2 separate regions of the Homo sapiens genome follow, and region 2 is linked to region 1. A link is a contact called in ENCODE Hi-C or POLR2A ChIA-PET data. All regions are on one chromosome and are shown on one strand. Each heading gives the region's core, a stretch centred on a gene start or an enhancer-like site at or near the end of the contact. The rest is flanking DNA. Distances are from core to core; before and after follow the strand shown. Region 1 has its middle 190 kb from the start of EGLN3-AS1. Region 2 has its middle 34 kb from the start of EGLN3.

What was found. A loop is a pair of places that touch in the nucleus more often than their neighbours do. ChIA-PET counts read pairs that join two places held with the same protein, here RNA polymerase II (POLR2A). Pooled maps may share reads with other maps.
Region 2: a loop to region 1 is called in a map of cardiac septum, with 2.4 times the contacts of the local background. The contact joins two enhancer-like sites. A Hi-C loop is called at or near these places in 1 of 168 maps with a recorded cell type or tissue (cardiac septum) and 3 of 50 pooled maps. POLR2A ChIA-PET finds 5 or more read pairs at or near these places in 1 of 52 experiments (activated T-cell).

The regions. Positions count from the first base shown.
Region 1 is chr14:34,230,340-34,234,400 of GRCh38, reverse strand. No RefSeq gene overlaps it. Among named protein-coding and RNA genes, the nearest start is that of EGLN3-AS1, 190 kb to the right of the region's middle. Within about 2 kb of position 2,505, at least 3 of the 41 ENCODE cell types and tissues checked have a DNase peak (open chromatin) inside an H3K27ac peak, as active enhancers do.
Region 2 is chr14:33,915,173-33,919,548 of GRCh38, reverse strand. No RefSeq gene overlaps it. Among named protein-coding and RNA genes, the nearest start is that of EGLN3, 34 kb to the left of the region's middle. RefSeq lists a cis regulatory region at 2,205-2,212 and an enhancer at 2,131-2,275. Within about 2 kb of position 2,072, at least 4 of the 41 ENCODE cell types and tissues checked have a DNase peak (open chromatin) inside an H3K27ac peak, as active enhancers do.

The DNA of each region.
Region 1 (4,061 bases), core at 1,256-3,755:
GAGTAGTATCTATGGTCCCTTCCAAGCCCTATGAATCTGGGACTATGTTCACTTTAAGAGGGTCCTGAATAAGTTGATAAGTTGAGAAATATAAAAATAGGGATGACTAAATGAAAATATTCTTCATTTCAAAGCTATTTGACTTCTGAAATCATTAATTCATTCACTTATTACCTAACATCAATTTTTTGAAGCATTTATGCCTTTGCTACACATTGAGTTACCAGTAATAGATTTTAGTAAGGCAGGCTCAGGGAAAGGGCTGGACAGTAATTGGGCTATGGGTGAGAGAGAATTCAAATAAAAAGTGTAAATAGAAATCACAGACCTTCCAGGTGCTGACCCTCTGGGGCTTTTGATGCTACCTTGGTCAAGTTGATTGTTTCGGGCTTAGTGGAGTACAAGGAATCCTGATAGTTTTCTGGGTAGAGTTTTATGTAGTTTACAGCAGCCATCATCATGCACTAGTTTCAGCCTTTGGTTGGAGGTCAGGAGATTCCACTGTGCCATTATTTTTTGTGTGTGGGTAAGAAAATGTGGCTGGTGTGATGGACAAATGTAACCATATTTTTCTTCTGGACTATTTTTGGCCTATTGATGGGAACAAGTTGTTACCAATCCATCATGCACTGGAGACAGGCTCATCCAGGGCCTGATTTAGAAGGCTTTCCTAGTGACCTGTGTGCTGGGGCACAAGTTTGGTCTGGGCCATTTATTGTCCTGGGTCAGCCACTGGTGCCTTGGACAGGATGGTAGCACATTGGAGGGGATGTCACATCAGGCAGGGCCTAGAGAAGGGTCTGGGGTAATGTCCAGATGTGGAAGAGGGCAGCTGTCATATGTGCTAGAAGCCTGTGAGTGGCTCTCTGGAACTCATGATGGGGAATGTGGGCCTCATGGTGCCTTTCATGGGAAAAGCAGTCAAATGTCAATTCTTCAAAAACTTCAGGGCTGAATTGTTCTTGATAATTTATTCATTCTGGATGGCTAAGAGTTTCTATCTTTTAAACCCTCAAAATGTTATTTAACCACCCAGAGAGGGTGTTTTTCTAAAATGTATGACTGCCCACAGCCCTTCCCTTCTTGGCTCCAACTTTACAGCCCTGAAAGGGCTCCAGAGAGTACACAAAAATCCAGCAGATGAGATTGTTCCTAAGGCTCAAATATTCTACATTCCTATGATTATGATCTGAAGATAGAAATATCTCTGAAAGGGTAACACTTTAAGCACTTATCAGTCATTTACATTATGAAAACACAGGGGGAAAAGAGAGGGGTTCTTTTCTAGGACCCTCTTGGTGAAGTCTTGGAGCAGAGACTTAGAGTCAGTGAGGATAAAAAGGAGTGACAAAATCACTCCTGACACTACAAGACTTAGCATGCTTCCCTTACCCTTTCCTTGTCCGTGAAATCCATTGGCCGTGCCACACCCTTCTTATCTCTGCTTGGGAAACCACCTGTCCTTTTTTTTTATGCTTTTATTTACATGGACATATTCCATACAATTTACCAGTTTATATGTTTCAATAGCTTTTAGTATATTTACAGAGCTGAGCAACCATCACTATGGTCAATTTTAGAATCTTTGTACTACCCCCCAAAGTAATCCTGATCCCCTTAGCTGTCACCCCCCCATCCTGCCATCCCCCTCCCTGCTGTAGGCAAACACTAATCTACTTTCTGTCTCAATAGATCTGTCTATTCTGGACATTTCAAAAAAAAGAAAAAGGGATCATACAATATGTGATCCTTTGTGTGTGGCTTCTTTCACTTAGCGTAATTTTGTCATGTTTCATCCTGTTACATCAATGTATTCATTCCTTTTTATTGCCAAATAACATACCACTGTATGGATATACCACATGTTATTTATCCATTCATCAACTGATTGTTTCAATTTGGGTTGTTTCAATTTTTTGGTTATTGTGAATAATGTTGCTATAAATATCCATGTAAAAATTTTCCTGTAGATATGTGTTTTCGCTTCTGTTGGGTGTATGGCTGGTAGTGTAATTGCTGCATAATGGAGACCGTTGAACTCTGTCCAGGGCGACTTGTAAAGTTCTATGGGTTGGAGATACTTCTTCATGCTGCAATACTCCTTATTTCCACTTTACTCTTGGAAGCTTGGATTAAAAATATGTTTGTATATGCACTGATTTTTATTGATAAACTTTTTGTTCTACTCTATCAGTGTTCATATGTTTGTTATTGCCTTTTTTGGTTAAAGTCCGTCCTGTTTTTGTATGTCGTTACCAAGCAGTCTTCCTTCTTCCTTACTGCCATTCTGTTTAGTGCAGATACATTTCTCTCTTTGGGACTATGGTTTGTTTTTATCTTATGAGTTACAGAAATAACAAGAGGGAGTCTCAGAAAAAAAAAAAAGAAATAACAAGAGGGAAAACCCAATTCCTATTATACTACAGACTGGGGGCTGGAAGTGAGGTTAGCAAGGGGTGGGGGAGGCATGTGGGAAGGAGTTGAATTCTTGGAATGTAGAAGACGCCACAGGGCTTGGTGCCATAAGCCCCATGTGTCCTGGGCCACTCTCCAGGCCTACGCCCAGTGTTGCCTGGGTCTCAGTGCTGTACGTGCTGCCCGGCACTTGCATGAAACACCTGCACACAACAATTGCCAAGGGCCAAGGAGCTGTTTGAGACGCCATATCCTGTTGGGCATTGTTTCAAATGAAATCAATGACTCTTCCCTGCATTAAAACAATGTTTTTCAGGAATCAAAAAGAAAGAGAGAAGGAGACCAACAAGGAGCCTTGCTTTAGAGAAGGAGCCCATGTGCAGCCACCACCCTGCCCACAGCATGTGCCCCGTGCAGCCAGGCCCTCCCCGCTGCCTGCTTCCTCCTGTGGGCCGGAGGGACAGCAGTGAGATCCCGGGTAGAATGCCAGGAGGAATCTGGGCAGCTGCATGCTTCTTGAGCATCTTCTCCCTCCTTGCTCCTGTGTCAATTTTTCCTTCTTTTCTTTATTCACTCAACAAACTGAATCTGAGTTGAGTGCCATTATGTGCCCAGCACTGTGCTTGGCACTGGGACACAGACATGTTCTTTGCCCTCATGAAATTTATAGCCCTCTATCCCCTCTTCTTTTCCTGCCTCCTTTTCTGCCTTGCTCTCCATTTATTTGTTCCTCCTCTTTTCCTTATACTTTTAAATTTTCATGTATTAAAGAGCCACATGTTTTTTCTTTTTGAAAGATGTTTCCATGTCAATATTTCATTTTCTGGACTTACACAGAAAGGACTTAGAGTTGGGAGGCTTTGCCATGGCCTATGGGCCCACTCCATGTTCCCAGTGGCCTCAGCTCTTCCTTGGAGAGGATAAGGCAAGACCTCAAGTCTATATCAAGAAATGTGGGAGCCATGCATTCTCCACATCTGTGCTCTTGCTACTGGCTGCAAGGAAATTGGTGCTGCTCAGAGAAGTGGACAAGCTCCAGGGAGGGATGAAGAATAAGTGTGTGTGTGTGTGTGTGTGCGCATATGTGTGTAGGGGGTATTTGAGGGAGATGGCATAGAGAAACACTGACTAGAGATGTTACAAGTCCCCCAAACTCAGTTGGACCACTTGACTCACCCCTGGATGCAGCCCAAAAATTTGCTCTTGGAAGTGCTTCCTGACTGGCTTGGAATACTTGTCCTTAACTCCATCAGGATGCCATGGGTCTTAAGATCTTTTCTATATTGGAATGTTTGGGGCAATTAGACTTAAGTCCAAGGCCCTGCCTCTGCCTGAATGATCCAAGCATGGGTTCTCTTCATCGGTGTGAACAGTAGGCTTTGCCTCTGCTTGAGTCATTGCTTTTCCTTGCAGAGAAGGCACAGCTGCATTCCTGCCTTCTCTGAGATCCTGCCTGCTGGATGGCCAAGGGGCTTGGGCCAGAGTGAAGAGGGGAATTTAAAGTAGTGCACTTCAAACTATTCATAATGAAAGACTTACGTATGTTGTTTTGTTTTTTATTTCCAATCTCTTGTGGACTGATAATCTTTTAAAGAAAAAACTTTAAAAATTTTTAAATGGACAAATAATAATTGTACATATTCACA
Region 2 (4,376 bases), core at 823-3,322, 310 kb after region 1:
ACTCCTGTTAATGTTGATATTTTGACCTCCTTCCACAAATCAGTGTTTTTAATGGCATCTTGAATGGTGAATTCTTTCCAGAAGGTTTTCAATTTACTTGGCTCACATTCATCAGAAGAATCACTATGGCGGCTATGGCCTTATGAGATGTATTTCTTAAATATGACTTGAAAGTCAAAATTATTCCTTGATCCATGTACTGTAGAATGGAAGTTGTGTTAGCAGGCATGAAGACAACATTAATCTCTGTGCACCTCCGTCAGAGCTCTTAGGTGACCAGGTGCATTGTCAATGAGGAGTAATATTTTGAAAGAAATCTTTTTTTCTGAGAAATAGGTTTCAACTGTAGGCTTAACATATTTAATAAACCATGGTATAAACATGTGTGCTGTCATCCAGGCTTTGTTCCATTTATAGAACACAGGCAGAGTAGATTTAGCATCATTCTTAAAGGCATTAGGATTTTCAGAATGGCAAATGAGCATTGGCTTCAACTTAAAGTCAGCAACTGCATTAGCTCCAAACAAGAGAGTCAGCCTGTCCCTTGAAGCTTTGAAATCGGGTGGACTACTTTTCTCTAGCTGTGAAAGTCGTACATGGCATCTTCTTCCAACAGAAGGCTGTTTGATCTACACTGTTGTTTAGTGTAGTCACCTTTATCAATGATCTTAGATAGATCTTCTGGAGAACTTGCTGCAGCTTCAACATCAACACTTGCTGCTCCACTCTGCACTTTTATGTTATAGAGATGGCTTCTTAACTTAAACCCCATGAACCAACCTCTATTAGCTTCCAACTTTTCTTCTGTAGCTTCCTCACCTCTCTCTGCCTTTATAGAATTGAAAGAGGCTGGCTCTGGATTAGGCTTTGGCTAAAGGGAATGTTGTAGCTGGCTTGGTCTTCTATCCAACCCACTCAAACTTTCTCCATATCAACCATAGGCTGTTTTCACTTGCTTATTTGTTCACAGGAGTAGCACTTTTAGTTTTCTTCCAGGACTTTTTCCTTTGCATTCACGAGTTGGCTAACTGGTGCAAGAGGCCTAGCTTTTGGCTTATCTTAGCTTTCGACATACTTTCCTCACCAACTTTCGACATACCTTCCTCACCAACTAACTTTTGACCTAAAGTTGGAGATGTGTGACTGTTCCTTTCACTTGAACCCTTAGAGGTCATTGTAGGATTATTAATTGGCCTAATTGCAAGATTGTTGTGTCTTAGGGAATAGGGAGGCCAAGAGAGGGCAAAAGCCAGTTGGTGAAGCAGTTGGAACACAAACCAAATTTATCAATTAAGTTCATCATCTTATATGGGCACAGTTTTTGGGACCCCGAAATAATTACAATAGTTTACATCAAAGATCGCTGGTCACAGATCACCATAACAGATAATATAATAATGAAAAAGTTTGAAATACTGCAAGAATTACCAAAAATGTGACAGAGACACGAAGTGAGCATGTGCTGTGGAAAAATGGTTCCAGTAGTCTTCTTAATGCAGAGTTGCTAGAAAAAATATCTATGAAGCAGAAGAAAGTGGAGCACAGTGAAATGAGGTATGCTTGTAGTCTTTGTTTTGTGCCTTTTATTTGAGGGAAACCGCATATCCCTTATGACTGGGTGCATGTTTTGAAGTGAGCTTAGGGAGTAGATCAAGTTCACAGATCTCTGAAAAGCTACAGGGATGGAGCATGGGGGTTCCCAGCAAGCCTCTTCACTTCAGGGCTGCAGCCAGGGCTGGGTGTGGACAAGGGGAGCAGTAGGGAGCAGCTGGGGGAGGATTTAAGTGTTCACCAACTATCTGGAGTTTCCAGATTCTCTAGGGGACTAGCCTACTTGTCATAAAATGCTGGGAGTAGGAATATTCCAATAACTGTTTCCATAAACATTTACTTTTTTTTTTTTAAAAGGTAATCTAGGCACATGGGGGAAAAATGGAAATAGTCCAAAAAGGTATAGAGGAAAAAAAGTCTCTCTTTCCGGGAAACAGTTCCTTGGCCAGGGTTTTTGGCCTTGACTCATTCTCTTGGGGGAGTAGGTGAGGGAAGGCGAGCAATCCTGGAAAGTCAGCACTTCTAGGATGAGAGGCGTCCTCTGGCTGTTTGGCATGTTTGCTTGATCATTTCCTCCTATTTTTATGCTTATTCATCCTGTGGCCTGTGTTCTCCTTGACATGCCTATTTTCTTTTCCACCCTCCTGTGGGGAGAGATAACATTCTCAGGACCTAATTCTCATCTGATAAGTTTTATTTTTAACCAACTTCTACACCCTTTCCTCTTTGCTTCTTATTTTCATGGGCCCATATACTTCTCAGCCTTCTCTGGCTTTCTCAGGAGGCATGTGCAGAACGTCTGGTATGGTATCTTGTGCCAGGGTTTTTCCAAATGGGAGCAGCTGGTCAGGGTACTGGGAACCTGGCTTGGCTTCCAAGAGCAGGGAAACTTTCTCCTCTGCACATGTTCCTGTTTTTAACCAGGCAATTCACTCTTACCTCCTGCTTCCTCTCTGGGCTGTCTGTAAATTTCATTTTATCATAAATTTATATTATCTTGATGAAGGAAACCCGCTTAAAAAACAACAAGACAGCTGTGACTTGCAGTGATGAGTGTGGACTAGTCTCCTATCAGCAGCAGTTTTGTAGCTGCTTAAGGCTTCCACAGTGTGACAACTAAGCCATGAGTTTACATGATGATTCTTGGTTTGAGATTTAATCAAACTAAACCAGTTGTCCACCCAAATGAAGAGAAAGGGTGTTTTGTTTTGTTGTCACGTGATCTCCAGTAGAGGCTTTCCCAGACAAGCATGTTAGGAGTAAACTGTTAGCTACTTAAGTATATATACATTCTTGGGTTTTTTTTTAAGCCTTTGACCCACCACTCCCCTCTCCCTAAATATAACTAAATATGGTTATGGCCGAAACTTTTCAAACTAACATCAGGGTGAAGAGGAACTTTTTAACCTGGAGAGGGGAATGGGGTTTGCAGGGACTGGCTGCATTCCCCAGAGAGAGGTGTGCATGGGAATGCTGCTCTCAACTTGAACTTCATGGCCTCCAAATGCATTTTGTTCTCAACGGACCAGTTGTCTCTCAAGTACACTTGGCTCTGTTGTGCATGGTGTATGCAGTCACTAAGCATTTCCTATAACACTGTATTAGGCACTTGGAAACAAGAGTTTAAAAAAATCCATGTTGTAGCTTCACAGGATGAAAGATTATTACCAAATGACTTAAGAATACTACTAACAAAATTACACACCTCATCATGGTGTAGCAACAGATCCCAGGAGACACACATGAATTAGGATAATTGGAGGACAGTTAAATACAGGCACATTTTACCACAGTAGGGAGGGTATAGGAAAACCACAAGGTGGGGAGGGTCTAGGGAAACCCTAGTGCCGTGCCCTAGGCTGCAACAGCAGGTGGTACCACCACTCAGAGGCAGGAAAGGGTGCGGGGTATGGGAAGAAATCAGTACCCAGAAACAGAGAGGCCCGCAAGAAGAGAATGAAGGGAATAAACACCGCGGCCTTCCCCTTTTCCCACTTCAGACCTGCAGGAGCACATCCCGGGCTAAACACATCTAGAAGTTAGCAGTCAATGGAGTCTGTTGACATAGCCTGTGCAGGTCGAGCTCCCGTGGCTCAGAGTAGGGCCATAAGGATAGAGAATGTGGAGAGGCAAAGGGAAAACAGTCGACACAGATGGCCTCCAGAGTTCACATGATCCAGCCCTGCCTGCTCCTCACAGCCTTTCTCCTACTAGGCTTTCCCCTATTTGCTATGTTCCTGACACTGCCATTTTCCTCTTCTTCAAACAAGTCAAGGTTGTTTCTGCCTCAGGGCTTGCACTTCTTCCCTCTGCCTAAAGTGTTCCTCCCTTTTCTACTTTCCATGGATGATGATGGGCCATTTAGATCTCAGCTCCTTAAAAAGGATTTCCATCCTAATGTTGCTTCCATCTCACCTGCCCATGGTCTATCTCACTATCCAGGTTTTACATTTAAGAGAGTAATGAAACAGTTTTATTTTAAAATGGTGATGTTTACTATATACTGGAAGTCGTATTCCTTGTAGCTATTCAAGCTTAAAGTGAAAAATCTAGATGTCAACCTTAACATTATGCAGTGGGTACCTGCTTGTATGAACCTCACTGGGAATGTGCAAACTAAGACGTGTGGACATCACTGGCAGGGCATAACCGCTCAACAGGGCCTGCTGGAAGGAATGAGTCATAGAAGGGAATGTCTCGGCTTTTCACCATGGTGATCTGCACTGCATTTCCTTCTCTACAAAGACCTATAAAGTCTCCTCCAAGGGCTTCAGAAAGATCCCACCTCCCTCTGATGGCCACACCCTGGCCCATTCTAACTCAGG